Linked DNA regions of Homo sapiens: regions 1, 2 and 4 are each linked to region 3. Evidence: chromatin loops called from intact Hi-C (ENCODE). Cell type or tissue: IMR-90. All regions are shown on one strand. Region 1 overlaps LPAR1 (lysophosphatidic acid receptor 1). Region 2 overlaps MUSK (muscle associated receptor tyrosine kinase). Region 3 has its middle 29 kb from the start of MIR7702. Region 4 has its middle 170 kb from the start of LPAR1.

Region 1 (8,000 bases), 380 kb after region 3:
TACCTTAAACATGCTCAGAACACTTACATTAGCCTACAGTTGGCCAAAATAATCTAACACAAAGCCTATTGTACAATAAAGTGTTGAATATCTCATCGATTTATTGAATACTGAAATGAAAGTGAAAAACAGAATGGTTGTATGGGTACCCAAAGTACAGTTTCTAAGGAATGGGTGTATCACTTTTACACTGTCATAAAGTCAAAAAATCCTAAATCAAACCATTGTAAGTCAGGGACCGTCTGTATAAGATGCCAAGTTTATAAGTACTTGGTAGGTACTATTATAAAATACATGATACATAACTTGTTTTCATCAGATTATCATATTGCCATGCTGAAATCTAAAGTCCCTGAATTAATCCTCATTGTGGCAGATCTTTATTATGTCTTGAGCAGGACCAGACCACAAGGGTCAGGACCCATGATGCTTCTAGGACTCAGTGGGGCAAGTCTCCTTTGTATTGAGTGGTGTTGCCATGTCAAAGCATGGACACAGAGAGGAGAATATCACACACTGGGGCCTGTTGGGGGTTGGGGGGCTGAGGGAGGGATAGCGTTAGGAGAAATACCCAATGTGGATGATGGGTTGATGGGTGCAGCAAACCACCATGGCACGTGTATACCTATGTAACAAACCTGCACGTTCTGCATATGTACCCCAGAACTTAAAGTATAATAATAATAATAATAATAATAATAATAATATAATAATAAGACCTTGAAAACAGATATGCAACTCACTGCTGAGATCCTTTACTTTTCTATCTTCCCTAGACAACTTTAATCCCTAAGTAATATTCCCATGACGTCTCAGTTCAGTGCTCATACTGTCTCAGTTTTTTTACAGTGCCCCAAAGCTAAAAGAAATACCTAACAGTTTCATTTATTAAATCAACTTAATAAGTATATTCAACTTAATTAGTTAATTCAACTTAATACGTATATAGGTCCTGATAAATTAGTAGCCATTTTGTAAAACAAAACCATATAAATTGAAAGAATTATCATTTTTATCTAATCCTTCATATTTACTAAGGTATGTATGCACCTGTTGGGCACTGCACAACTTTTCAAAACTTGAATTCAGATTGGAAACCACCATCTTCATTTTCTGTTCCACACTGAGTTTTATGTTTACACTTCATTTTTATTATAGCAGATATCATATTGCAAGGACATGATGTCATTGAAAGGAATGTAATGCCATTTAATGTTGAAGCGCTGAACTACTTTATGCTCGTAGTTCAGAGGGTGTCTGAGAGATGTCGAGTGTTAGCTGCCCTCAAATTAAAAATATCTAGTAGCATTCCTCTGAATTCACTGTGGCACCCCAAGGTTCCTGGGGGCACAGTTTGGGAACCAGAGTCTTACAGTATTTCTGGTTTCTGGCTTTACTTCAGTTTTGTTTTCTTTCATCTCATTGACTCTTCTTCCCCAGTTCCTACTTTTATTTCTTGGTTCCAGCTCTCTGGTTACTTTCTCCGCTGCTCAGGTCCGCTCTCTGCATACTCACCATCAAGCAGCAGCAGTCTCTGTAACTTCTGGACCTTTGCAGACCTAGATGCAGCCCCGTAGGCTCTGATGTGGTTTGGTAGCTGGCTGTAGGTCAATTGATGTGTTCTAAATTCTACAGGACTTCTTCAGTTCACAACTCCAGGGAGCATTACGTCCATCATAACCTGCCCTAATGGCATGCCTTTCATGTGGCTGGCCATTAGCTTCTGTCTGTGGCGGTCTCCCTGCAATGTGGGTGGGCTTGTCCTCCACATCAGGTCTCCTAGCTCACTAGGAACACTCTGCTTTATAACAACAAGACCACCTGTATGCTGAGACCACATCTCATCGCTCCTTTTCTTGGAGTATCAACCCGGAAAATGTATTTGAAACAGTTGAGTGGTTAATTGTGGACTCCGGATTAACCTGCTTAATTTTTTTTATCATAGGTTTACTACTTACTCTTTAACTTCCTGAAACTTCAGATTCCTCATCTGTAAAATAGAGATAATTGACTTCCTTCATGTGAGAATCAAATGAAAAGTTATGTGATGCCCTTTAGTCAATGTCTGACATTTATTAAATGTTAACTGTTACTATATTTTTCTGACAGTAATTTCGTAATTTACTTTTAACTATTTTAATGTCTTTAGGAACAGAGTAATAAACTACTGGCTCTTAAAGTTTAGTTTGTCAGTTCATGAGAGGAAACATAAATATTGAAAGGAAAAATACATTCATATAATTTCCTTTAATTAAACTGAGATAAGATCTTGCTCTGTCACCTATACTGGAGTACAGTGGCTAGATCACAGCTCACTGCAGCCTCAACCTCCTGGTCTCAAGCCATCGTCCTACCTCACCCTGTTTTTTGTTTTGTTTTGTTTTTTGTTTTGTTTTTTGAAACAGGGTTTTGCTCTGTCACACAGGCTGGAGTACAGTAGCGATCCTTGCTTACTGCAGCTTCAAACTCCTGGGCTCAAGGGATTCTCCCACTTTAGCCTCGTGTGCAGCTAGGACTATAGTCAAGCGCCGTAACGTCTGGCTAATTAAAAAAAAAAAAATTTGTTGTTGTTGTTGAGATGGGGTCTCATTATGTTTCCCAGGCTGGTCTGGGACTCCTGGCCTCAAGTATTCCTCCCACATCAGTCTCCCAAAGTGCTGAGAATACAGGCATGGGCCACTGTGCCTGGCCACATTTGGTTTATATATACTACAATATCTTTGTAGACATATTATCTGTGATGATTTTTATGAAATTGTAGGTATGATAGTGCAGATAGTGTTTTACCCATTTTAGAGATGGTAAAACAGATTCAGAGAGATGACGTGAATTACTGAAGGAAATTAAGTATTTGCTAGACCCCATACCCTAACCTAGGACTTGTAGTTTCAATGCTGGTGCTCATTACTTGCTATTTTGTTGCCTTTAGTATTTCAAAAGGTAAAAACAAAAGAGGAAGGGAAGAAAAAAAGGAAAAGAAGATTGTTATTCTCTGATGTCTTTTTAAACAATGAAAATTTGCTATTTCTGCTGTGTCTAGTATATATAAGTATTATAATGATTTTAATTAGTGCATAAAAATCACAACAGTTGAAAAAAATTGCCAATGCTCTCTCATTAGAAATAATTTCAAAAGATAAATTGCTTATCGACCTTACTTGAACTATGCATCCAAAGCATTGTATTCATCACTCAGAAAAGTATAATGTAAGCATTGGTAAGTTTGATTTCCAGTTGACAGAAAAATGCTTCAGAAAAAGAGACAAACTTTCCCTTCCCCCCATTCTCTACTTTTCCAAATATTCAGATGCCTAAACCTTCCACCCATGCTAGAGCTGTTGCTGCCTAACCACCTTCTGGGCACAATGGCATGGAAATACATAATCAGGGTATAATTTTGTGCAGGGCAGAGAGAACATGCTATTATGGAATCAAGTCTCAGCTGAATAGCCTGGCCTTTGGCTGTGTTTTGATCTCAGTGCTAAAATGGAAATGAAACGTTGCCTCCTCCTTTGTGGCCTATACAAAGTTTGCTGATTCTGTGCTCATTTGGTGATTTTCATGCCCAAGTAGGTGAAGGGAGAACAACTACGTACATAGATGTGCAGCTTTGGGGTTGAAGGCATTGATGTGTGTGTGCTGAGTCACTATGACAATCTAAAGAGGACTCTCTGGTGGCTGATTAGAAAATTGTGGAAGTTACAGGCTGTCTGGGTTAAACATTTCCTGGTTTATTGGAGGCAGATTTCCTTGGGCCAGCAAGCATTGAAACTCCCACAGTGGTGTCATGTGATGGTTCTCCAGCGAAGCATTTTGGATATGGTGACAGCTGCTTTAGTTTAAGTATCTGGAACATCTAATGTGGGAGAACTTGGCTAAGTGATGTGAGAAGTTAAGAGAGGAGTCTGAAGTTTCCGTTACATTTTTTTCTGTTTAGTGGATTAAAAGGCAATTCCCATGCAAATTGTCTCTGTCTTTAGGTGTTGTATTCATTTTCTATGCTACATCGCAAATTGTCACAGACTTAGTGGTTTAAAACACACCCATGAATTATCTCTCAGTCTCTGTAGGTTAAAAGTCCAGGCATGCTTAGCTGGGTTCTGTGCTTGGGGTCTCACAAGCTGAAGTCTGCGTACCAGTTGGGTTGCATTCTCATGTGGAGGCTCGACTAGGGAAGGATCTGCTTCAAGTTCCTTAGGTTGCTGGTAGAATTCATTTCCTTGTGACTGTAGAATTCATGGCAACTTGCATCTTCAAGGCCAGCAATGGGCGGAGGCAGGGGGTGGGCAGAGGGAGAGAGGGAGGGAGAGATAGAGGGAGAGAGAGAGAAATCTGTACTTCTTCCAGTCTCTGGCCTCTGTGAGAGCTCACTTAAGTCAGTCCAACTGACCCAGGGTAATCTCCCTTTTGAGCAATTTATTGTCAATTTAATTACATATGCAAAACCCCTTCACTTTTGCTATTTGACAGAACCTAATCAAGGGAGTGGCATCCTATAACTGTATTCTATGGCTAGAAGCAAGTTACAGGTTCTGCTCACACACCAGGGGAAGGGGGACTACACAAGAGTGTGACTCATTTTGGAACATCTTAGGGTGTGTCCACCATAGATGTACCATTTTGAGTACAGATGGAAAAAAAAAAACCAGCTTTTCAAAAATGCTGTTTTAAAGGAATTGATGTTGTTAGGTTGAAGGCTAAAGGATGGAATGTTATGTATTTAAATGTATACTTAGTTTTTAAAAAGTTTTTGCCAGGAATATTAGTCATCTGTTAAAGAATGTATCATCTAGTACTTTCTTTTTGAAGTTTTCTTTAATTTTGGCTACAGAGACATTACTCTTCTCTGAGTCTCATATCTCTTTACCTGTTCCTTCACTTCCCCTTCCTTCATCCCTTCTGTTTGTTTTTGAAATGCTGCATCTCTAACCTGACAGTTCCTTCTGTCCACTCACCTCAAGGATGGCTAGAAATCTTATATCCAGACCGCTTACTTCCTGAACACAGTGGCATGGAAACACATAATCATGATGTAATCATGAGCCTGTACATAAGCCAGCTACTCTGTTGGGTTCAGGTTGTAACCTGAGTGTCTGCAGAATGGCCTGTGGGTGAGAGACCTTAGATTGTTTCAATCTCACTGTTAAAATATAAATGAAAATTTATTTTCTTTTTGGTATAGGAAACATGCTGGTTTCATTCATGTTGGGTGGTTCTTATGTCCAATAGCAGTCTTACATAAACAGTCTTACAGAAGTGTACAGAGTATGTGCCTGTTTATTTATACTTAATCTTTTATTTAAAAAAGGATTTGGCTGGTGCAGTGGCTCACACCTATAATTCTAGCACTTTGGGAGGCCAAAGTGGATGGATTGCTTGAGCTTAGGAGTTCGAGACCAGCCTGATGACATGGAAAAACCCCATCTCTACAAAAAAACAAACAAACAAACAAAAAACAAAAGTTAGTTGGGCATGGTGGTGCATGCCTCTTGTCCCAGCTACTTGGAAGGCTGAGTTGGAAGGATAGCATGAGGCCTGTAGGTGGAGGCTACAGTGAGCTGTGATCGTGCCACTGTACTACAGCCTGGGTGGCAGAGCGAGACCCAGTCTCAAAACAAAGTATTTAAGACAGCTTAAAAAGATGCATTCAGTTCAGAGGACAAAGTTGAGTTTAAAATAAGCAAGAAAAAGGAGGGAAAGGGAAAAAGAAATCTAAGAAAATGACATGGAGTCAGGTAAAGACATACTTTCTAGCAGTTAATGAAGATGTAAAACACAATAACGTTCATGATTTGGTGGCCATAAAGTAAAATCAGGAGAAATAACCCTTCTAAGTACTGAGTCCAAAGAGACATTTCTCATTTGGGTATTGCTCTGTGATGGATGCATCAGCTATGATGTGATGTTCTGGAGAGCTCTACATTCTTTATGGCACATTCAGTACCATGTCCCATAAAGTCATGCCATATCATTTCTCAGTGAAGGTTGGTGGTCTGTAACCAAAGTGCAGTTCAATGAAAGCAATTCTGTGGGGCTTAAAGATATAGCCCAGTCATGTGGCTTTCTAATATATTGGTTGGCTCCCTCAAGAATCAGGTTTAGCATAGTGTTTCTTAGTCTTATTAAAAACGTATTGCCCTGCCCCTGAAAAGCTTAAGAACTTTATTATTATTATTATTTTTGAGATGGAATTTCGCTCTTGTCATCTAGGCTAGAGTGCAATGGCACAATCTTGGCTCACTGCAGCCTCCACCTCCCAGGTTCAAGTGATGCTCCTTCCCCAGCCTCCCAAGTAGCTGGGATTACAGGCATGTACCACCATGCCTGGCTAATTTTTTTTTTTTTTTTGTATTTTTAGTAGAGACGAGGTTGCACTTTGTTAGCCAGGCTGGTCTTGAACTCCTGACCTCAGGTGATCCACCCGCCTTGGCTTCCCAAAGTGCTGGGATTACAGCCGTGAGCCGCTGTACCCGGCCAAGAACATTTTAAAGTTTTTTTCATACCTTAGCTTATATTTGAAAAGAAGTTATTTTATCTTCCAACTACAAAGTTATTACAATATTGACAATATACACACTCAGCACTAGTTAATCTGCCCTCAACAACCTTAAAAAAAAAAAAAAGACTTTATTTTGGCCTATCCAAAAGAATGAATTATATAGTTTTCCATGCATATTGTTACAGTTATTTTTTCCAAGTTTAAAAAATATTATCTTTGTTGCTGACATCTGGATATACCTTTTTTATAATTTCTAGTTAAAGTGAGTGGAGTTTTTTTAGGGGGTGGTTTGGGAGTAATTAGCATTCTCTAGAGAAAACTGGAGGACTTTAAAAAGACATCTGCCTCATTAGGAGGCTGTTCCACCTCAGCTACAAGACAGAAGAGGAAAAAAAGTATGGCCAACCCAAGGGTTTCTGCATAATAATAATGGTCTTCCTACGGAGGGTCTGAGTGATCCAGGCCACCTGGGTCTGAGTCACAAAGCCTGCATGCAATACTTATTATTCACTAATTTATTTCTGGTTATAAAAGTAAATCGTATCCTATGTCAATGTTTTATAGTATACAGAATCATTTAAGTAAGGTTACAAAAGTGATTCTGAACTTGACCACCACCATTTTGACATACTTCCATCCAGTGTATTTTTTTCTTGTGCCAATATAGCATAGTGGCTAAGAACAAAGGCCTCTGGAGGCATCCAGATTTAGAGTAAGATCCCAGCTCCGTCATTCCTAGCTGTATTGCCCAGAGAAGTTTCTTGACCTCTTTGAACCTCAGTTTCCTCATTTGTAAAATACAGGCAGTCCCATCTCGTAAGGTTATTGCCAGGGACTACATGAGAAGTATATTCAATGAGGTTATTAGCACAGTGCCAATTATATGACAGACCTCAGTAGATACTGGCTATTGCATGCTACATGTGTGTATACATGCATTTAAATGTATATAGTAGTATTATATAATTGATATCATACTCAAGTTTCCCTTATCCTTTAAATTTAACATCTAACATTTTAACCATAAGGTTATATCACTGTATACTTACCTGTTTGTTTGATTTTAGTCATTCATGTTATTACCATGATTTTCATATTGATAATTTGATAACTTATATTGACAGAAGTGAGAAGTAAGACACTCAGAAGTAAGCAAGAGAGGAAAAGAAGGCACACTCGTTCAATTTTTCTTCTTTCTCAGGGTAGTCAGTGTTTCGTTTTTGATGATAACGTATGGAAAAATAGCTAAAATCTACATCTAAGGAATTTAAACCATTCATATCCATTTACATCTTCATAATTCCAGAAATTTATTCTAAGAAAAATGAGTATGTACAAATATATGATTGTGGTTATATGTGTACATACACATGTGGACATATGTATGTGTGTATATATACATGTACACATTTTGAATAATATGTTCACAGATTAAATTCTAGAGATGGAATTACAGATACTTTTTTGTTGTATATTCTCTTTTTTGAGAGACAGAGTCTCA
Region 2 (8,000 bases), 550 kb after region 3:
CCAAGGATTCCCTGACATCCTGCCTCTCTTGTTCTGCTGTTGTATTTTGTGTATGCTTCTGCAATAGAATACAGCCAGTGCCATAATATACGTGACTGACTGACTTCCTTCTAGATGCAGAGTCCCTGGAAGGCAGGACCCATTTTTAAATTAACTTTTCATCTCTTACTCTACCCAACACAATGGGCGTCATCTAGAGTATTTGATAAATGCATGTAAAAGTGCTTTATAAACAGCAAAGTGCTATGTAAATAGTAATTCTTATTACTATTTATATTATATGATTATACTATTACTTATTATGTGATATTATTATTATTTGTTAAATTGAGTTGAATTTACTTTTAGAAGACTTTTCATTTTCTGGGAGAAATAATTTCCCACCTGTGGAAATGCTAGAATAACTGATATGGTGTCTGAAGACATGGTAGGCAGAGATATCACTGGGGGGAGAAAGGAGAGGGAACCTTAATTTTGAAGTCTTCCTTTTCCTTCATAGGCAGTCCCAGAGGGCCAGCCTTGTCCAGTGCTCCTTATCATTTATCTGTGGTTTTTATTCACCTCATATTACAAATCACAGACATTACTGGAAAGTTCCCCATCAGGGAAGATCAAAGAGGTGGCACTGTAATAAGAAACAGCAGGCTGTGGGGAGTTGGCCCTAGGCACAAGCTCTATCCGTGCTTGCCTTACATGTCAGGCCAAGCACCTCTCTCCTGACCCTTGAGCCCTAGGCACGCTATGAATCTAATATGCCTGGCATTTCCTGATACAGGGATTATTTCCATCTCTAGGAATTCTATAAATGTTCTCAGAAGCCTTTGGGACATTTACATTTTAAAAATAAACCTTTAGAACTCAACACAAACATCCTAGAAATCCGTGTGTCAGCCTTTTTCTTGAAAACACCTGTAAGACCTGCTGTGGCTTGCTGAAGCAGGGAAGGGAAAGACCACAGGGATCATGCTCACAGGTAAAAATGCCCGCAAGAAATAGCCATGCAGAAATTGGCATGACCATGTTGAATGTCTGCCAACTTTCTCCATGAGAGACTTGGAAAGTTTGATCAACCAAAAGAGAGAACGAGGAGTGGGGAAAAGGAAAGGAAATTAAAGAAAAGGAAAAGAGGGAGGGAGGGAAGGGAAGAGGGAGGGAGGGAAGGAGGGAGGAATGAAGGAGGGAATAAGGGAAGGAAGGAAAGAAGGAAGGAAAAAAGGGAGCGAGGGAGGGAAGGAGGGAGGGAGGAAAGAGAAATGGAGAAAAGGAAAAAAGATAAGAAAAACAAGAAGGAAGGAAGAAGTGAGTTCCTGGAAGCTGTTACCTACCACTTGGGTAGGTATTGAGGATTTAGTTTTCCAGGCAGCAAATCTGCCAAAATCCATATCTAGGTCACCTCCGGAGTATCCCCATGGGGGAGGAAATAGCCCAAATGCAACTGAAATAAGAGATAAAAGAAAAGGGAGATTTTCTCCAATGCTCGATATTGTAGAATAGTATCAACTCTCCCCTCTCCTGGAACAACGCAAATGTGAAGGGGCATCCTACCTGCTATGCTGATGGTGGCTGCAGCCTTGGCAGTACTGAACTTCTCCCCATGCTTATTGGTAGCTATGCATGTGTAGAGTCCTGGCTTGGTGATAAACAGCTGCAGTCTTGAGTCAATCACTCGGTCTTTCACACTCTCTTGAATGGACCCAGAAGAAACCTGACAGAGTAAAGGAAAATAAAAGAACTCAGTCAAGGATTTCCCACTATACTATGTCAGTAGATTTGAAGGGAAAAGCATTAAGATTATAATCAAGTGCATGTGGTACACTGCAAACATAGCCAAAAGATTTTCCCTCCCTGTGTCCATGCCCTTGCAATGTGACTTTGTAGCTCTTCCCTCAAGAAGTAGCATTTTCCTCCATAATTTGAATCTAGATTAGCCTTGTGATGTGTTTTGGAATGAATGAGCAGAAACTAACGTTCTTGCACATTGTGGCTTGCTTTCTTGTTTATGGAACCTGGGACTGCCTATAAACAAGCAAGAGCCAGCATGGTAGAAGATGAAACACACCTGGCCCGTTTATCCCCTCTGCCCCAGGTGGGAACCAACAACAACCATCCAAGGTACGCATAAGGCTATTCTGAACCAACTACCACCTTTTCAATCTGCCGATCACAGGAACTTGACCAGCCAAGATCAGGCAGTCCTGCCCAGCAGCAAAACCAAATCAGCAAAACCACCCAGTTGAACCACAGACTTGTGAGCACTAATAGTTATTGGTTTAAGTCACTAAGCTTTGGGCTGATTTGTGATACAACCATAGATAACCAATACAAGGCATGAATTATATACGGTGTGGATCCTCTGATATATGTCTTCAGTGTCCTACAGATGACAGTTAAGTATGAGAGGTTGCAGACTTAAGGACTTATTTTCATAACTCCTGTTCAGTTCCCCATAAATGCATGTCAGATAGGTGGATGGTTGTCAGGAAAAATGGTTGTGAAGCCAAGTCTGTCTCTGAGGCATGACATACATAATACATACATAATACCTCAAGGTCACCGAAAACATCCTTAGTAGGAAACAGAAGCAGTTTTTAAACTGCCTGACCTCTCTTCTCCTGGACTTCATCCAGGTGTTGAAATAGTTCAACACGTCAGGAAGTTCATGCAGGAGGTACTACTTAAACCAGAAAATCAAATGTCCTTAAAGAGCCAAGATATCAATGCAATATTGACACACAATTAACAGCTTAATTTATACAAATGCATATATATTAGTCAACATTACTCCAACTCTGTAGGAAAGATAGCTGCCCAGCACATTTTACAAGGTTGCATAGTTAGAATTTGCATCCTAGCGTGTCTGACACCAAAGCCTATGCTTTTAATCATTATGTTACAGTGCCTTCCCTAGTCCTAGAAGAGAGAACAAATGAGCAGTCATTAGAAAACAAGAGTAACAACTACCTTAACAAATCAACCAACCATGAACAAAATACATATCTGACAAATGTCATTGTTAAGGTGGTGGCATTTTTTTTAAATGGTGGTTCTTTTTTCACTGTTTTCTTGAGCACAATACCACCTTTTCAATAACTAATCTTTAATTAACGCTGCTTATATCAGGGAAACATGATGCCAATTGAGGGAAACTGGAGTGAAATGACAGTTAAGGAATCAGCTGGTGTTATGCTTTGACTTTATCTTAAAGGAGTGGAGGTACGTCCCATGTTGGCCTGAGCTTGGCTGCTTGGCTGAAAGAGATTCCTGTGTCCAGTATTAGGGAATGAGGCTGAGAATGAGACATTTTGGAGCCAATTATTTTATTGTGTTGCATGAGAAAGGATTTTCACAGTTTGACTAGCCAGGAAGAAGAAAGCTCTGAGGTAAGGCCAGCTTTCTTCCTAGCTGCCAGGTGGCTGGCTATCCCTGGCACCAAGCACTGTGTAGCAATCATGCAGTGAACGTTTGTCCAACTAGCTTTTTATTCTTTACCTTCAGTACTAGTCTCAATTCTTATGATAAAAACTGGCTTATGTGAGTATCAATTTACCTTCACTGGGAATCTTTCCAGGTCAGATCAAGTATTGTGGCATTTTCCCCAGATGAGCAACCTAGACTCTATAAGAAATTTACAAAGTGAAGAGAAAAATGTTTTTAAGAGACATGCACTCAGTTGGGAATTCAAACTAAACTCATCATTATCATATTTATCAGAAGTGCAATGTCTCATTGTATGAGTATCCCAGTTAGATCAAGGGGACTGAAAATATTTGGACTCCCTTGAATTTTAATACAAAGCAACAATAAGAAAAAAAGCTAAAGACCCCAAGCCTCTATGCTCAATCAACAGACTTTATGTTATTTTGTATTTTATATTTTGTTTATATATCTCTTTCCAGTTTAGATAAGCAAAAGCAGAACAGTTTGCAAAATCCTTTGGAAAGACAGTTCCCTCCTGCAAGAAGTAGGAATGTGCAATGCCTTAGAGACAACTTTGAAGCAAGGAATCTCCCCAAATGTTGCCCTAAGTCCCACTGTTTTCATGTTCACACCTAAGAAAGTCATTCTTAAACACCTCCTCAAGGTCACTGAAAACATCCTTAGTAGGAAAGAGAAGCAATTTTTAAACTGCCTGACGTCTCTTCTCCTGGACTTCATCCAGGTGTTGAAATAGTTCAGCAAAGAGACCAACACTTTAGGAGGTTCATGCTTGAGTACAAAGTGACTCCTGAATGCTTTTCCCCCTGCTTCCAGAGGCCTTGCTTGATTCAGTTTGTGACTCACGCACAGCAGGCCCCATTAGTCATAGTTTGAATTTGTTTTTCTTTCTTCATGGATGGTTCTGATCAACAGTTTAGTATTTTTGATGATCTGAAAATAAAAACAAATCCCTCTGCCCTCCATTTTGATATTTTTTCGCACCTCAGGTTTCAAAGATCAAAGGGGTGGGTCCAGATTAGTACTGTGAGCTTTTACCAAGGTATGCCTAAGCAAAACAGATTACTTAATTGAGGTGACTACGTCTGGTAGTTACAGGAAATGCATGATTTTCTCCAAGTCACTCAGGTATATGGACCTGAGGGAGCTGGAGACACAGCTCCCTGCTCTGGGTGTGATGTTCTGTCTTTCTAAGTTAGCTGTAACTATGTGAGGAGATGGACTTGTTAATTTGCTTGACTATAGTAATCATTTCACTGTATATGTTTATCTAAACATCATGTTTTGTACCTTAAATGTATACAATAAAGATCACAATAAAACTTTTTTTTCTAAAAAGAGGCAGTAGGATAGGAAGCTCTATTAAATAGGCATAATAATTCATGCCTGACATAATGTGTGTAAAAACTCTTTGAAGGTGATTGAGCAGTTATAGACCTGTGGAGTACTTCTTAATGTATCATTAATACATTACTAATGCGGTCTTGAGAGAATCCACCCCCAGCTATGGATAATCCGATAATTTTATGATTTGACCTTAGCTAGGGAAGACCTCTGAAAGGTATTCTGGCCTCAATGGCCCTGTCTTGCAGATAGTTCCAGCTGGCTGGAAATATCCTGTGGAACTGTTAGAATATGGCCCAGGGCCGGGTGCAGTGGCTCATGCCTGTAATCCCAGCGCTTTGGAAGACCAAGGCAGGCAGATCACGAGGTTAGGAGATCAAGACCATCCTGGCTCACATGGTGAAACCCTGTCTCTACTAAGAATACAAAAAGTTAGCTGGGCTTGATGGCACCCACCTGTAGTCCCAGCTACTCCAGAGGCTGAGGCAGGAGCATTGCTTGAACCCAGGAGGTGGAGGTTGCAGTGAGCTGAGATCGCGCCACTGCACTCCAGCCTCATGACAGAGCAAGACTCCATCTTGGGGAAAAAAATAAAAAAAAAAAAAAGGATGTTGCCCAGTAGGGTTCATGTTTATGCAGTTGTAATAATGTCTGTTTATGAATCATAGAAAAAGGGATAATAAACCAAGAGACATTTCCATAGTTTTTCTGATTAATGTAGCCACAAATATTAATTAGCCTCTTTCAAACTGGCTGCTGAATTATTCCACATAAGACTTGTTACATGTAATTATTTTGGTTTACACAGCTAGTAAGATAAAAGGACTTCACAGGTCATATATTTTAAAGCAAAACTACTGCCTCTTAAAAATATGTCTAAATATAGATATGCCTCCCTTTAAGAAAATTCTAAAAGACAACCTTCAACCTAGGTGATTTGGCTGTTTATTTTATAAAATTCTTCTAACAAGTTAAAATTATTCAACTTCTACAATATTTTAGAAATTATATTTATTGGACAAAGCAAGAGGGACATGAAATTTTTCTATATTTTTTAGTTGCATGCCAAAATAACAGAGATATTACTGGTATAACTATAAATAAATCTGGTTATAAAAATACAAATAATTTTCTTTTTAAAAAGTAAGCTCTGCTCTTTCCATGCCAAACTACTATTTCCAAGATTGTAAAACAAAAGGAATGTTACTATTCACTCTGAACTTCATCTGTGAATTCAGATTTCCACAAAAAATGCTTGGTATTTCCATAGGAGGAAAGCAAGATAGTTTCTAATCACTTTGGGACACGTTGCTGGACTTTCTCCTGCTCTTTGGCTCTAACTGTTAAGGGTTTTGGTTCACTGGCAGGTTCACAGCAGGGGAGAAAGGGAGCACTCACTTCTTTCAGAGTACCCATTGTACTGAGCAGCGTGCTATGGCATTAGTTTACTAACTCGTAGTGAGTGAAGAGCCACAGTTCAAACTCTGTTTCATTCTGTGCCAAATATCTCCCAGCTCTGCGTTCGTCTTTGTTCATTCCACCAAAAATGATATCAGGACTATAGGATTCTCTGTGTTCTCCTCCATGGGATTTCTGGTTTGCAACTTTTACAACATTAAATGCCTGACATTGCCTCCATGTCCTGTGATTTGCGTCAATGTGGACAGTCATCTTGATTTCCTTTCAGACTTGGGTAGAATTACCAAGAACTAAACTTGGCTCTAAGAGCAGCACACACTCTCTGACCGTAAGAACTGCGGATGTACTTTTGCTTTCTTCCTGGATGAAAGTCACTTTGTTTGTTTTATTCCTGTTTTAGAATCTGAGGTGATAAATCTATTTTGCCTTTCACTTTTTGTGAGTCACATGTTGAATGAATAAGTTGGGGTCTCAATAAGGCCTCAACTATCTTAAACTATCCTACTCTTGTTATTCCTAAACTTCGACAGAGAATAATCATTTATCTTCCATTTATAACCTCATATGAATCTTTTGAAAATACTAGAAATTTAAAAAGTATATACCTTTCCATTTTCTTTATTACTATTTTTACATAGACAAATTAGTGAAGTTATATTGTCAGTCTCCCAATTTTATTTTGTTTATTTTTTGAGATGGAGTTTCTCTCTGTTGCCCAGACTGGAGTGCAGTGGCGCAATCTTGGCTCACTGTAACCTCCACCTCCTGGATTCAAGTGATTCTTCTGCCTCAGCCTCCCAAGTAGCTGGGACTACAGACATGTGCCACCACGCCTGACTAAATTTTTTGTATTTTTAGTAGATACGAGGTTTTCACCGTGTTAGCCAGGATGGTCTCCATCCTGACCTCATAATCCTCCCACCTTGGCCTCCAAAAGTGCTGGGATTACAGGAGTGAGTCACCGCACCCGGCCCAGTCTCCAAATTTTCTTAGGATGTCTTTATACTCCCTTGACAGGCTTAAGACTATAACAGTTTCCACAGAGGAGCCAAAAAACACATTGACAAATAAGAATCAAATTTTAAATGACACTTGAAACGTTCTTAGAGAGGTAAAGAACAGGCACTCCAAGTTACTTTATCATAACTGGACAAAATTAGAGAACATTAGCCCTGATGTCTCTAATTATACCATTAGAGATCATCTTTGACAGCCACCTGACGTCTGTGTTAGTGTAGATAGATATGAGAAAATCAGTGTCTGAGTTGTAAACGGACCCCAAAATCACATTAACTAAAGAGGGGCATTTACAACCTCAGTCTTCCAACTCCCCATCTAATTCTCATTCTACCATGCCTCAAGTTACAAGCTGGAAAAGCACGTTCATTTGTTTGTGTACTGTATTTGAAGGGATGTAGGATAGACAGATAAAATGAAACAATTTTATTAACAAATTACGAAAAAAATGATTTTGTTCAAGTAACAGAAAAAAGACTTCAGCGAAAACAATAGTGAAAGTGACAATAATAAATGAATTATATGACTTGGAGGGTGCCATTGCCATAAGACATTCTTTGTTATTGGGGTAGCCATAGAATTTGGCATTTTTTTTCCTGTTTTACAACATCCAACTAAAATTTCACACATTGACGCACTTTGTTCCCCACTTCCTTCTCTCCCTTTCCCTTCTTCCCTTTCTTATCTTATGTCCTAGTTCTCACCTTTTGGGGCTACAGCCAATCAGTCTTCCTAGGGCACCCTGCTTTAGAGAGACAAGGGTGGGGCCAGGTACAAGTATAGAG
Region 3 (8,000 bases):
CCCACCTATGAGTGAGAACATGCGGTGTTTGGTTTTCTGGCCTTGCGATAGTTTGCTCAGAATGTTGGTTTCCAGCTTCATCCATGTCTCTACAAAGGACATGCACTCATCCTTTTTTATGGCTGCATAGTATTCCATGGTGTATATGTGCCACATTTTCTTAATCCAGTCTATCACTGATGGACATTTGGGTTGGTTCCAAATCTTTGCTTTTGTGAATAGTGCCACAATAAACATACGTGTGCATGCGTCTTTATAGCAGCATGATTTATAATCCTTTGGGTATATTTTTAAATAGTACAAGCAGTGGGCTGGGTGCAGTGGCTCATGCCTGTAATCCCAGCACTTTGGGAGGCTGAGGTGGGAGGTTTGCTTGAGCCTAGGAGTTTGAGACCAGCCTGGGTGACATAGGGAGACCCTGTCTCTACAAATAATTAAAAAGTTAGCTGGGCATAGTGACGTGCACCTGTGGTCCCAGCTACTCGGGAGGCTGAGGTGGGAAGATTGCCTGAGCACAGGAGGTCAAGGCTGCAGTGAGTCGTGATACTCCCACTGCACTTTAGCCTGGGCAACAGAGTAAGAGCCTGTCTCTAAATAAATAAGTATGTAAATAAATAGCTAGCATAAGCAATGAACCAATATATTCTTGTAAAAACCACTAAAGTGATATGCTTTACCAGAGTTCTCCTTTGACCCCATTCCCACCCCATCCCAGCCATACTCCTAGAGTTAATTTCTCTAATTAGTTTGGCATGTATCTCTCTGGACCTTTCTTAAGTCATATTATAATAGTTCTCAACTTTACTGTGTTTGAGCATCACCTGGTGTTATGGGCTAAATCGTGTCTTCCCAGAATTTATCTGTTGAAGCCCTTGTCCCTAGTACCTCAGAATGTAATTATTTGGCAATAGGGCTTTTAAAGAGGTGATTGAGTTAAAATGAGGTTCTGATTCATACAAAGCAATATTAAAATTATGACATACTCTCAGAATATCATGCTGTAATTAAAAATGATGTATATCTGTATTTATTCAACTGGGGGAAAGTCATGTCACATGAAAAGGCAAAAATATTTATATATGAAACATTTTTATATTACTTTGAGATAGTGTGTCCTGAAACCTGTCAAGGCAAACAAACTGGAAAAAAGCTAGCATCCAAAGTTAGCAGTGGATGAAATTTACATCTAGAGACTAGCATTCCAATTTGCAAGACACATTGACAAAAAATGGGGGCTATGCCATGTTTTATGCAAGTATTTCCAGAGTACATTATCCTTGAAAAAAATTATTTCAGGTTTTCTTGTGTTTTTAAATAGCACAAGCAATGGGCCGGGCGCAGTGGCTCATGCCTGTAATCCCAGCACTTTGGGAGGCTGAAGGTCTTTATGGGAAGGAGAAATTTAGGCATACAAAGAAACACCAGAGATGCTCAGACACAGAGAGAAAATGCCATGTGAGGACACAGCGAGAAGGTGGACATTTGCAAGCCTGGGAAAGAGGCCTCATAAGAAACCAAGCCTGGCAGGGCGCGGTGGCTCACGCCTGTAATCCCAGCACTTTGGGAGGCCGAGGCAGGTGGATCACGAGGTCAGGAGTTCAAGACCAGCCTGGCCAAGATGGTGAAACCCCCAGCTCTACTAAAAATACAAAAAAAATCAGCTGGGCGCTGTGGCAGGTGCCTGTAATCCCAGCTACTTGGGAGGCTGAGGCAGGAGAATCGCTTGAACCCAGTGGGTGGAGGTTGCAGTGAGCTGAGATCATGCCACTGCACTCCAGCCTAAGTGGCAGAATGAGACTCTGTCTCAAAACAAAACAAACAAACAAACAAAAACAAGAAAAAGAAACCGAGCCTGCTGACACTTTGATCCTGGGCTTCTAGTCTCAAAACTGTGAGAAAATAAATTTCTGTTGTTTAAGCCACCCAGTTTATGGAATTTTGTTATGGCAGCCCTAGCAAACTAGTACACTAATAATCATGTTGGGAAAACATGATCCCCCAGCCCACCCTAGAAATTCTATTCAGTAGGTTTGGAGTGGAAGGTGAGAATACATATTTCTAGCAATGTCCTAGATGGGACTTTATGTTTCAGGAATGCAATATCTTCTTTTACTTCTCTTAAAATACCTTGTTTCCCTGCATAATTTTAAAAAATTATTTTAAATTTTTGTGGGTACATATTAGGTGTATATATTTATGGGGTATATGTGAGATATTTTGCTACAGGCATGCAATGTGTAATGACCACATCAGGGTAAGAGGGGTGTCTATCACCTCAAGCATTTATCCTTTCTTCTTGTTACACACAATTCAATCATACCTTTTTAGTTATTTTTAAAGTTACAATTAAGTTATTATTAACTATAGTCACTCTGCTGTGCTATCAAATACTAGATCTTATTCACTTTTTCTAACTATTTTTTTGTACCCATTAACTAACTCTACTCTCCCACCCTCCACTACCCTTCCCAACCTCTGGTAACCATCATTCTACTCTATTTCCATGAGTTCAGTTGTTTTAATTTTTAGCTCCCACAAATAAGTGAAAGCAACCTGTATAATTTCTAATTTTTCTGACTTGATTTTTTTTCCAGTTTGTTTGCCTTGACAGGTTTCAGGACATGCTATCTCAAAATAATATAAAAATGTTTCATATATAAATATTTTTGCCTTTTCATGTCACATGACTTTTCCTCAGTTGAATACAGATATATATCATTTTTAATTACTGCAAGGTATTCTGTTATGAGAGTAGGTCATAATTTTAATATTGCTTTGTATGTCTCTGAATACTCATTGTTTCTCCTCTTGAGTAACTTTAATTTGCCCAATGGTCAAGGAGCAAATTTTGTCCCAGTGTTCTCTGACTCATTATTTCCACATTGGCTGGATTCAGTCTGGATGATATTTGCTGTTCTTCATCAGCTTTGTCTTTTCTGTTTAGAATTGCCACATGTCTGTTTACTGTGGTGGAACAAAAATAAATTCTTAATTCTCTGTGATGTTGCTTTTACTAAAGACAGTCCTTGAACTCAACATCTTTAATAAGCTTTATTTACTCAAAACATGCACTCTTTTATATGACTTTCGTGCTGGTTTAAAAACTGCTGAAGATCTTTCACCATTGTGTCTTGTGGTTTTATGATATAGAACATACACACACATAAGTAAGAATTAATTCTATTAAGGCAGAATGAGTCTGCCTACCTGTACTCCCTCCTGTTTTGAAAATGGGATATTGAATCAATATCCCAAGCATGATTGACTTCATCTAAATATATTTCCAAAGCAGTACATGGAAGGAGTCTTTAAACTTTTTGAAGATAAAAAAATGAGGAGTCTACATAATCTGTTAAATAGTCAACATAAGCAGAATCATATGCAATAAACTATAAATCATATCTAGTGGGATTTTGATATTAATTTACAACTAGTGTGTAACTATGAGAGTTTGCTTTATTCTATCAGGCATAGATTTCTCTTTTCACATAATGTAGATCCTGATGATCTTCCATACAGGAGTCATGATAAAACTTCATGCAACAGAGTACCGAGATAAAAGTCCTCTTTAAAATAGTGAAGGGAATGTTGAGAACATGAGGATTCAAACAAAGAGGGGATAAGTAGTCTACATAAACTCTTGGTGAAACAAGAGAAAAATGAAGATATGAGAGCCAATATGCATGATAGATGCTCCATCTTGGGACATCAATTGGGTCCAGTAAGGAGAAATTCTTTAAAGCATGACACACTCCAGGGTTGTTAGGCGGAGTCTTTGGCTTGCTGAGTACCTTCTTGTCTGGCTTCATAGCATTCCTTTTTATGATTCCAAAGTATTGTAATTCTCAGGGATCAGAAACTTCTGGAAAGAGCCATGGTTATTTAAGCAAAGAAGATTAATTTCCAGCTTCCCAAGCTTTGGCGGAACAAAAGCACAAATTATTCCATAGAAAACTGAGGAGCCCTGGTGGCCAGAGGTCATCAGTGCTAGCGGGTGGTCAAGAAGAACTTTACAAGGAAACAACAGCCCTGGGTATTGGCTCAGAGAATAATACCGTATTACTATCACCCAAGTTCTTGCTATTCCTTCTAGCTGGTATGCTTTGGTGGCAATCCATTCTCTTCCTCCTTCTCTCTCTCTTTCTTTCAAAATGTGCATTGGTACTTTTCACTGTCTCCATACACCTTGATGCCATTGCCTCCCACTTGAATGTGATCTTTTTGTTTATTTTTATTTTTTAAAAATTTTACTTTACGTTCTGGGATACATGTGCAGAACGTGCAGGTTTGTTACATAGATATACATGTGCCGTGGTGGTTTGCTGTGCCTATCAACCCGTCATCTAGGTTTTAAGCCCCGCATGCATTAGGTATTTGTCCTAATGCTCTCCCTTCCCTTGCCCTCCACCCACTGAGAGGCCCCGGTGTGTGGTGTTCCCCTCCCTGTGTCCATGTGTTCTCATTGTTCAACTCCCACTTATGAGTGAGAACATGCGGTGTTTGGTTGTCTGCTCCTGTGTTAGTTTGCTGAGAATGATGGCTTCCAGCTTTATCCGTGTCACTGCAAAGGACATGAACTTTCTTTTTTATGGCTGCAGAATGTGATCTTTTTAATGCCCTATTATTAGTTGAAAATAATATATGTATCTTGATAAAGTAAATAGGTTTACCCCAAAAGACAAATTCCTTGATAGTTTAAAAGGATATAAATTCGTCAATGTCTTCTAATGTACTTTTCTCCAGCCTGTTATCTTTTGAACTTACACTAGGGGGCACTGTTGAGTTATAAACGCTCTCAACACTGTTTGCCTGTTTTATATTAATGCTGAACTTGCAACTCCTTTCATTTATGTCAGTATTTCACCTTCCGTACTAACAGTAGGATATGAAAAAGACGTGTGGATTTGCTTCCAGCACAGAAAAAAATAATGATGACTTAGAACAGTGCTTGTTGGAAGGTGGGGAAAGAAAAAAAAATGCATATTTGTGAAGGAGTGCTAATTTTTTTTTCTTTTGGCATTTTTGGATTATAAATTCACATTAGTGATACAGCCAATATACAAACCACAGTTGTAGCAACCAGAGAAAGAAACAGGATATGACCCCTTTTGTAAGATGCTCATAATATTCCCAAGGAGGCAGGAGAAAACTCCATTCATCTGTAGTTTATTCAGAATGTTCTTTTCTGTTGCTTGTCATTTTGGAATGGATTTAACTGTTGCTAAAAAGTTACAGGAACAACAGCCTCATAGCTAGAAATCATCTGTTTCTTTACAAAACAAGTTCATCTCAGATCAGCCACATGACTTGCCCCAGCAGTGCCCAGCCCTCTGACCCGAGTCTTGCTGGAACAGCATCTCTTTTGGGACTGAGAAAGAATTTACGTTCTAAGTTCTTCCTGCTATTTCCAAGTTTGGTGCCTGCTGTGATGGAGAGTTCTTTTTCCTTTAAACCAGATACTGAAAAGTAAACCTAAAAACCCAAATCCATTCAACAGAGAATTAAATGTGCAGATTTGGGATAAAATAAGCCACAAATATTTGACCACTATCATGATATACCAGTGCAAAAATTTACAAAAATTGGCCAGGATGATTGAGTTTTCTCAGTAGTAAAGCTAACGTAGCATCTAAACTGTTTGCAATATTATTTAAGCTGAACTTCAAAAGATTCTTACATTAATTTTTGACCTTTTGTATTAAGAGTCAGATCTAAGTCTGTTTTATTATCTATACTTAATATAATTATTATCATTTTACAAATATTTTAGAAATGATATGCCCTCATTAACTTCCATTAAAAACCATTTATTAAAAACACACATTTGTTTATGTAGTCGCTATGCACAACCCGTTTTTTGTGATTCTTGTTGACCCCATGTCCACTCTCCACTAGGCACCAAATATACCCAGGTTTGCATCCCAGCCCAGCGGGTGTATTTGATTCTCTGAGTCTCACATTAATGAGGATAATAATACCTTCATCATAGTGGCTTTGTACGAATTAAATGACGCATTAATGTAGAGTAGCCAAGTTGGCAAAGTATTCAATGGGATCTAGTGTGCTCCTTTTTGTATTCACTTAAGAACGGCAATGATGTAATATACAGAAACAATGGGTCCAATCTGCTGCATTGTTGTGTGTTCCCATATGATCCTAGAAAAGTATCACAAAGGCAAAAAAAAAAATTAGAAAGGGGGAATGCTTATTTCTTACATTATGATGTCAAAGAAAAAAACATATATGCTGTTTAAAACCTAGAATAAATTTGAACTATTTATAGAATAAATTTGAGCTATTTATACTCCTGAATATTTTAATCAGTTTTGTGAATAACTTTAGATCAAAGAAATGAATCAAATAATCAACAGAAATACAGTCTGCATTTTTTTAATGCTTCAAATTCATATTTAGAACATTTGAGTACTTCATACTTACATGAAGTACAGCCATTTTGGAAAACAGCGTGGAGGTTCCTCAAAAAACTAAAAATAGAATTGCCATGTGATCCAGCAATTCCACTTCTGAGTATATATCCAAAGGAAATGAAATCAGCATGTTGTAGACATAGCTACATTCCCGTGTTCATTGCAGCATCATTCACAATAGCCAAGGTATGGAAACAACCAAAGTGCCCACTAATGGATGAATGGATTAAAAAACTGTGGTATATGTATACAATGGAATACTATTTAGCCTTTAAAAAGCAGAAAATTCTGTCATTTGCAACAACATGGATGAACCTGGAGGGAATTATGCTAAGTAAAATAAGCCAGGCCCAGGGTGACAAATACCACATGATCTCACTTATATGTGGAGTTTTGAAAAAGTTGAACTTGTAGAAATAATGAGTAGAATGATAGTTACCAGAGGCTGGGAATTGGGGAGGTAGATAGGGAAAGAGGAGATATTGTCAAAAGACACAAAGTTTCGATTAGACAGGAGGAATAAGTTCTGGTGATCTATGCACAGCATGTTAACTATAGTTAGTAATAATGCACTGCATACTTTAAATAGCTAAAAGAGAGGACTTTAAATGTTCTGGCCACAAAAATGGCAAATATTTGAGGTGATGGATATGGTAAATAGCCTGTTAAGTGTAACAGTGTATACATGTATTGAAACATCACATCATACCCTGTAAATAGATACAATAAAAACAGGAAAAAAGATAGTTTACATTTCTAATTACATTAATTAATGCAAAGGAAAAGTTAAAGAAAGGCATTGTAATAAAAGTGCGTTTTCTTAATTTAAAAAATATGAAAAAATATAAAAAATAAATTTTGAAAAGGTAGTAGGGCTTGAGGTCCAAAGGGTACAAATGAATGTAGTATAAATGGATATAAAGAAAATAGTTTTTCTTTCTTCCTTGTACTCCACTATCCATTGTCCTTCCCAGAGGCAGCCTCTGATAGATTTTTGGGTGTCTTTCTATGGAGAGAGATAGACCAATGGATATAAATATGGATATAGTTATAGATGTAGACATAATCTTTTCACACATTTGGGATATGTCTTTAGGATAAATTACTAGAAGAAATTGCTGATCAAAGTCTTTGTGCATTTTTAATGGTTATATGGCTACATTGCCCTCTGTAGAGGTTGAGAGGGCAATGTAGCCATATAACTATTATAAATATATATCTTTCTCTCTATAATTCCATACACGCATATGCACATAAATATATATTCTTATCAGCAATGCCTATATGCTTCAACAGCATTTTTTTGATCATCCGTTATTTTATAGGTTAAAATATTTTAGTGTAGCTTTATGACAGAAAGGGTTCTTTTTTTTTTTTTTTTTTTTTTTTTTTGAGACAGGGTCTCACTCTGTCACTCAGCCTGGAGTGCAATGGTGCGATCATGGCTCACTGCAGCCTCAATCTCCTGGGCTCAGGTGATCCTTTCACCTCAGCCTCCTGAGTGGTTGGAACTACAGGCACATGGCACCATGCCTGGCTAGTTTTTGTATTTTCAGTAGAGGCAGGATTTTG
Region 4 (8,000 bases), 440 kb after region 3:
ATAAAATGGATGGTGGAAGATAGGGAGAGGAACTATCTTTGAAAGGATAATTTAGAATGCTCTGTCTTAGAATGAGAACTGTCCTGTCAAAGCCACTCACCTTGAGCCTGAGTTGCACAGAGGTGTGCCCCTGTCAAGCTCTTGAACTTGCACTCACTCTGGTAATCAGTTCACGTCAAAACAACCCATTAGAAAAATTGGCACGCATTTAGCATATGCAGATAGGAATTTCAGACAAGATGTGTAAATGCTTAGTGAGAGAAAGCATGCCATTTGGGAAAGAAGGGCAGGTATAGACTGTGAGGATGAGGCTTGAAAGGCAGGCTGGCGTGATGACTTGAGTGATTTTGGAAGTGATTTTATCCTTGAGAATTGTGGGAAATAAGCTAAAGGATTTAAGTTTAAAAAAAAACCACACAATCTGGTTTACACTTCAGAATAAATTGGAGAAGAAAGACTGAAGGCAAAAGATAGGATCAGAGGCCGTCACATTAACTGAGACGAAAGATGAAGGTGGCAATGGAGGTGCAGAGATGAATGGATTCAGGGGTGTTTGGGACACGGTGATTGTTTGGATAAAGATGTTTTCTTAAGTTATGACCTCGAATACTGGATGGATGGACATGTGATACGTTGAGATAAGGAACATAAGAGCAATTTTACAGAGAAAAGATAATGAGTAGAGCCTTCAAATGAGAATTTTGTGGTAGGAAGGTGGCTATGTGAAACTTGAAGCTCAGGATATATCCCTGGACTGAAGACTTAGATTTTGGAGTCTGATTTTTTTCTGCTGCCATCTTGCTATATTCTTCCCTAAGATGAGAAGCACACAGCCTCGATCTGCTTGAATAAGAAGAAGGAAATGAGCTAAAACAAGGAGAAATAAAAAAAAGCAGAACTTAATATCTGAATGTATTATCCAGAAACATGTGAAGCTGTTTCTTTTCAACAAAATAAGGTTATGTACCATGTATTTGATTTTTAACTTGATAATACATTATAGATATCCATCCAAGGTTTAAGTATGTGTCTGCCTTGCTCTGCAGTTGAAGTAGAGATTATTACAGGTCATCAATGTTTTGTTTACCCCTTCTTCCTGGACTCTTGGAAAGCTACAACTCTGTTAGACAGGTTTGTGCAACTAGTTATGTCCAGTGGGCTGTGAGTGGATGTGACATCTGTCATTTCTAGACTTGATGAACTAAAATACCCCATGCTAGTTTTCAGATCTTTTTTCTCTCCCCCTCCACCTTCCAAAAGCCAAAAATAGAGGCGGCAGAATAAGAGAGTGACATCCCCATCAGCTTGAGTGACTATGTAGAGCAAACTCCCTGATGTCTCATATTGAATGGACAGCATTATCAAGTCTGAAAGGAAAATAAAATTTCACTATGAAAATCACTATGCCAAAAGGGAAAAATTCAGCTGAAATCTAAGTCATGCAAGAAACTGCTCTTCCTTTTGTCCCTAAGCACACGGCTGCAGATAAAAGGCCAGATATCTCCACAGGTAGCTACTCTATGTTCACCTTATCTTATGTAAAGTGCTGATTTACTGAGCACCAGACAAATACATAATTGGCTTTTCCCCTACCTGCTCCTTTTCTCGTGCAACACGTGGATTCAGTAATGTGACCACACCTTCTCTCTTTCCCCTCCAAACTGCGTTTCCCCTTTAAATACTGAAGCCTTTTTCTCTTTGGAGAAAGGCACACAGGACAGACTGTTTCTGTGATTTCTGTGTTCCTTTCTTCAGGGGATGTCCTTAATGTTGACAAAATAAACTTCTAAATTGATTGAGAATTGTCTCCGATAATTTCTGATTTACACAAGAAATAAGCACCTGCTCTGTTTTCAGTGAGATTTTGTCATTCATCTGCTACTGCAACATAGCTTATCCCAACTGATAAATAGTATTCAGTCTTGATGAGCATTAAAATTGACTTTTGCCTTTTCCTGATTATAGGAAATGGACATTTAATTTTTTATTTTTTGTAAAGCATACCAAAGTGCACTCCAAAAATACTGTACCAGTTTATAGTACCATAGTGTATGAGCCTACCTTTTAACCCATCTCTTCATCAGTATTGGATACTGTCAGTCTTTTAGGTTTCTTTAATTAAAAAAGAGTTTGGCCAAAAGACCCCAAAAGACTTGTAGGTTAAACAACACACTTCTAAATAACACATGGGTCAAAGAAGAAATCTCAATAAATTTAAAATTTGAACTAAATAAAAATAAAACATCAAAATTTGTGGGATGCAATGAATGCAGTGCTTAGAGGGAAATCTGTAGCAGTGCATTCATATACTAGAAAAGAAGAAAGATCTAAAATCAATAACATTCCTCCTTAGGGAACTTTTTTAAAAGAGCAAATTAAATCCAAAGTAAGCCAAAGAAAAATAATAAAAATTAGACAGAAATCAATGAAATTGAAAATAGGAAGTCAATAGAGAAAAATCAATGGGACTAAAAGCTGGTTCTTTGAAAAGAGAGAAAATTAATAAACCTCTAGCCAAGCTAAGGAAAAAAGAGAAAGTCTCCAAATTACTAAGATCAGAAAAGGAAGAGGGGACATTACTACAGATCCCATGAATATTATAAGGTAATAAAGAAATACTATAAACAACAATTCTATGTCCACAAATTTGATAACCTGGATTAAATGGACCAAATCTTTGAAAGACATCTGCCAAAACTCACACAAGAAGAAAGATAATCTGAGTCAACCTATACCTATTAAATACATTAAATCAGTAATTAATAACCTTTCAAAACAGAAAGCACTGGACCCATGTGGGTCTACTAGCGAAGAATTCTGCCAAACATTTAAAGAAGAAATTATACCAATTCTCTATAATATCTTCCAAAAGACATAAACAGAGAAAATACTTCCTAACTCAATTCTATGAAGTTAGCATTACCCTGTACCCAAACCAAAGATATTATTAAAATGAAAACAATATCTCTCATGAACATTGATACAAAAATTCTCAACAGAATATTAGCAAATTGAGTCCAAAAATGTATAAGAAAATACACTATGACCAAGTGGATTTTAATTTGGGCATGCAAGGCAGATTTAACATTAAAAAAATCAATGTAATCCATCACATCTATGGGCTAAAGTAGGAAAATCACATGACTATATCAATAGATGAAGAAAACCATTAGACAAAATTTAATATTCATTCATGATAAAAACTTTCTAACTAGGGATAGAGAGGGAACTTCCCCAACTTGATAAAGAACATCTGCAGAAAACTTACAGCTTATATCATACTTAATGGTGAGAAACTAGAAGCTTTCCCACTAAGATAAGGGACAAGGCAAGGCTATCCCCTCTCACCATTCCTTTTCAACATCATACTGGAAGTCTTATCTAATAAAATATGTTAAGAAAAGGAAATATAAGTTTCAGAAAGGAAAAATAAAACTGAGTTTAATGATTGCCTAAAAAATCTGAAGAAACTGACGAACTCCTAGAACTAATAAGCTAATATAACTATAACTAATATGGAATAAAAAAGCCCAAAATACTGACAACAACAAATGCTGGTGAAGATGTGGAACAATTGGAACTCTCATTCATTGTTGATGGGAATGCAAAATGGTATAGCCACTTTGGAAGATAGTTGGCAGTTCCTTGCAAAACATACTCTTACCATCTGACCTAGCAATAATACTCCTTGGTATCTATCTGAATGTGTTGAAAATTTATGTCCATAGAAAAACCTGCACAGAATATTTAAAGCAACTTTATTCATAATTACTGAAACTTGGAAACAATCAACATGTCCTTCAGTAGGTGAATGGATAAACTATGGCACATCCAGACCATGGAATGTTATTTAGCACTCAAAATAAATGAGCTATCAAGCCATATAAAAACATGGAGATAATTTAAATGTAGATTACTAAATAAAGGAAGCCAAACTGAAAAGTCTACATGGTTGTCCAGGTCTCTTAGTGTTTGTGGGGATGGTGGTGATGGTGGATGAAATCGTTTGTGTTAAGAATCTGTCATGTCTATAGGGCGAGGCCTAGTTAAGAATAGGGTTCAGAGGAGCCTGACTAGAGTAGAGCTTAGTCAAGGAGAGAGCCTTTGTCACTTTCTCCAAGGCTAGTAATCCAAAAAAACCAAGGCAGAAGTGGCTGTGTCTTTCCCAAGCTATTCGGGAAATCACACTCTATTACTTCCATAATATTCCACTGGTCACATGGTCAGCTCTAATTCAGTGTGCGGGGAATCACCCTAAGGCAGAAATACCAGGAGGCAAAGATCACTGGGTGCCATCTAGAAGTCTGGCTACAACAGTTTTCACTCTGCTCTCCAGTGATTTATGTTTCTCCACATGCAAAACATACTTCTTCCCCCTTCCCAGGGTACCCAATAGTCTCTCCTTTTACAGCATCATCAAAGTACAAGATCTAACCATTTGTGTTTCTACATATGGATGAGGCTCTTTGACTGTGGTTCCTTAAGGACAACCCCTCAACAGGGTTTCTCTCAATATGAAGACCTGTGAACTAAGGAGAAATAGTTATCTGTGTCCACACCCCCAACCCCATCTCCAACAAATCAAATAACTGATGGGACAGGCATAAAAAGAACCACTATAGACATTCAATAAAGGAGAGAAATGGAAGACACACGTAGGGAATCCATTATGCTATCCAACAAGAGAGCTATTGGCAGTTCCTTGATTATAACTTAAAACTTGGTAATGATTTTCCATGGTTATTAGTGCCACATTCTGAGTTCTTGTTTTGTCATTTTAGTTTTTCTATCTTCTCTATGAAAGTTAGCTTGTGTTTGCTACTAAGTTGTTTTCTTAGCCTGCTTTCAGACTGTAGAAGTCTGGGCATTCAAACGTGCTTTGCATTTTGCTGTGTCTACTTCAGTTAAACCTGACAATGATTCGATAATATATTTACCTTAAAACATTGTGGGTTTTCTATGAGTTTTATTGAGGTTTACTCCATTAAACAAAAGTGTCAACCACTAAATAACAGATCCCTTTGAAATAAGACCTTTTTATCTTTGGCTTTTGCTGAAGCTGCTGAGAAACAGAATCTTTTAGTTTCTTAGAAGCCCTACTGTTTGAATGATTCTTGGAGGCATCAACTTAGACCTTTTCCAAATCTGAACAAAATGTTTTACAGTCACAAACTTAGCTTCATTTTTAGATCATGTTTTCTTGAAATCGCCCTCAATTTGTTCTTTGCCTGAAGCTATTTTTTACTTAGCATCATTTTCCATTGTTGGAAGTGGATAGTTTTCAAACCAAACAATTCCTGGATCTTTTATATTTAACAGCACTTTCTTTAGCTCTTCTATCTTCTCTTGCATTTTACTATAAATGGCAAAAAGCAGGTAGAAAAAACCTCCAACACCCCATTTGGAAATTTCCTTAGCAAAACCACTCAGTTTATAGGTACCTCTTTTACTTTCCATGTTACTGTAGGTGTCAGCACTGCTAAACTTTATGCCCCCACCTGAAAAGGATTTCCCTTCCTTCTAGTTTCCGATATCATTTTTCTTGTTTTCCCTTAATTTTTCACCAGTAGCAGCCTTAAAGTCCGTCATTTACAACTCTGGCTTAGAAATTTCACATGATCATTTCTTTGGTATTTTTGTTAGTCTGTTCTCTCACTGTTATAAAGAACTGCTCAAGGCTGGGTAATTTATAAAGGAAAGCAGTTTAATTGACTCACAGTTCCACAGGTGCTGGGGAGGCCTCAGGAAACTTACAACAATGGTAGAAGGGTAAGCACACAGGTCCTTCTTCATATGATGGCAGGAAGGAGAAGAATGAGAACCAAGTGAAGGAGGAAGCCCCTTATAAAACCATCAGATTTCATGAGAACTTACTATCATGAGAATAACATGAGAGTGACCACCCCCGTGATTAAATTACCTCCCTCTGGATCCCTCCCACAATACATGGGGATTATGGGAACTTCAGTTCAAGATGAGATTTGTGTGGGAACACAGCCAAACCATATCATTCCATCCCTGACCCCTCCCAAATCTCATGTCTTCACATTTCAAACAAAATCATACCCTTCAACAGTCTGCCAAAGTCTTAACTTGTTCTAGCATTAACTCAAAAGTCCAAGTCCAAAGTCTTATCTGAGACAAGGCAAATCCCTTCCACCTATGAGTCTGTAAAATCAGAAGCAAATTAGTTACTTCCTAGATACAAGGAGGGTACAGGTGTTGGGTAAATACACTCATTCCAAATGAGAGAAATTGGCCAAAACCAAGAGGCTACAGACTACATGCAAGTTCAAAATCTACTATGGCAGTCATTAAACCTTAAAGTTCCAAAATGACATCCTTTGACTCCATGTCACACTGACGCAAGAGGTGGGCTCCCATGGCCTTGGGCAGCTCTACCCTGTGGCTTTGCAGGGTATAGCTCCCCTCCTGGCTTCTTTCACAGGCTGATGTTGAATGTCCATGGCTTTTCCAGGCACCTGGTGCAAGCTGTCAGTGGATCTACCATTTTGTCATCTGGAGGATGGTGGCCCTCTTCTTGCAGCTCCACTGGGCCGTGCCCCAGTAGGGACTCTGTGTGAGGGCTTCGACCCCACATTTTCCTTCCTCACCACCCTAGCAGAGGTTTTCCATGAGGGCTCCACCCATGCAGCAAACTTCTGCCTGGACATCCAGGCATTTCCATACATCCTCTGAAATATAGGCAGAGGTTCCCAAACCTCAATTCTTGACTTCTGTGCATCCGCAGGACCAACACCACGTGGAAGCTGCCAAGGCCTGGGGCTTGCACCCTTTAAAGCAATGGCCCAAGCTGTACCTTGGCCCCTTTTAGCCACTGCTGGAGCAGCTGGGATGTAGGGCACCAAGTCCCTAGGCTGCACACAGCTGGGAGGCCCTGGGCCTGGCCCACAAAACCATTTTTCCCTCCTAGGCCTCTGGGCCTGTGATGGGAGGAGCTGCTGGGAAGGTCCCTGACATGCCCTGGAGACATTTTCACCATTGTTTTGGTGATTAACATTTGACTCCTCTTACTTTTGCAAATTTCTGCAGCAAGCTAGAATTTCTCCCCAGAAAATGGGTTTTTCTTTTCTATTACATCATCAGGCTGCACATTTTTCAAACTTTTATGCTCTGCCTCCTCTTGAACACTTTGCTGCTTAGAAATTTCTTCTGCCAGAATTCGGGCAGGGTGGCTCATGCCTGTAATCCCAGCACTTTGGGAGGCCGAGGCGGGCAGATCACGAGGTCAGGAGATCAAGACCATTCTGGCCAACATGGTGAAACCCTGTCTCTACTAAAAATACAAAAATTAGCTGGGTTTGGTGGCACATGCCTCTAATCCCAGCTACTCTGGAGGCTGAGGCAGGAGACTTTCTTGAACCCAGGAAGTGGAGGTTGCAGTGAGCCAAGATTGTAACACTGCACTCTAGCCTGGCGACAGAGCAAGACTCCATCTCAAAAAAAAAAAAAAAAAGAAGTTTCTTCTGCCAGATACCCTAAATCATCTCTTTTGAAGTTCAAAGTTCCAGAGATCTCCAGGGCAGGGGCAAAATGCTGCCAGTCTCTTTGCGTAGTAAGAGTGACCTTTACTCTAGTTCCCAACAAGTTCCTTGTCTACATCTGAGACCACCTCAGCCTGGACTTTATTGTCCATATCACTATCAGCATTTTGGTCAAAGCCATTGAACAAGTCTCTAGCAAATTCCAAACTTTCCCACATCTTGCTGTCTTCTTCTGAGCCCTCCAAACTTCTGCCTGTTACCCAGTTCCAAAGTACTTCTGCATTTTTGGGTATTATTACAGCATCACCCCACTACCTGGTACCAATTTACTATATTAGTCTGTTCACACACTACTATAAAGAACTGCTTGAGGCTGAGTAATTTATAAAGGAAAGAGGTTTAATTGACTCACAGTTATGCTGGATTGGGAGGCCTCAGGAAATTTACAATCATGGCAGAAGGGAAAGCAAACATGTCCCTCTTCACATGATGGCA

Evidence for each region. Hi-C counts contacts between places; a loop is a spot of excess contacts. Peaks named below come from ENCODE experiments on the same cell type or tissue, not always from the same donor. Only the 100,000 strongest peaks of a DNase experiment are listed, where the experiment ranks them.
Region 1: it touches region 3 in a loop (4-fold over the local background); 2 of 110 quality-filtered maps call a loop at or near these places.
Region 2: it touches region 3 in a loop (4-fold over the local background); 4 of 110 quality-filtered maps call a loop at or near these places.
Region 4: it touches region 3 in a loop (4-fold over the local background); 4 of 110 quality-filtered maps call a loop at or near these places.

What each region holds. Positions count from the first base shown.
Region 1 is chr9:110,915,532-110,923,531 of GRCh38, reverse strand. The region is part of intron 5 of LPAR1 (lysophosphatidic acid receptor 1); the gene reads left to right. Among named protein-coding and RNA genes, the nearest start is that of LPAR1, 120 kb to the left of the region's middle. RefSeq lists an enhancer at 7,973-8,000. In IMR-90, no CTCF peak of the experiment used is centred here; DNase peaks (open chromatin) are centred at 3,631, 4,621, 5,031 and 6,971; H3K4me3 peaks cover 299 bases; H3K27ac peaks cover 4,315 bases.
Region 2 is chr9:110,741,346-110,749,345 of GRCh38, reverse strand. It overlaps MUSK (muscle associated receptor tyrosine kinase), which reads right to left. Exons shown (of 15, transcript NM_005592.4): 7 at 1,546-1,705. Among named protein-coding and RNA genes, the nearest start is that of MUSK, 77 kb to the right of the region's middle. In IMR-90, no CTCF peak of the experiment used is centred here; DNase peaks (open chromatin) are centred at 3,565, 4,225 and 6,485; H3K4me3 peaks cover 728 bases; H3K27ac peaks cover 4,809 bases.
Region 3 is chr9:111,296,308-111,304,307 of GRCh38, reverse strand. No RefSeq gene overlaps it. Among named protein-coding and RNA genes, the nearest start is that of MIR7702, 29 kb to the right of the region's middle. In IMR-90, a CTCF peak has its summit at 4,772 (motif pointing right); DNase peaks (open chromatin) are centred at 2,877 and 4,827; H3K27ac peaks cover 546 bases.
Region 4 is chr9:110,860,485-110,868,484 of GRCh38, reverse strand. No RefSeq gene overlaps it. Among named protein-coding and RNA genes, the nearest start is that of LPAR1, 170 kb to the left of the region's middle. In IMR-90, no CTCF peak of the experiment used is centred here; no DNase peak of the experiment used is centred here.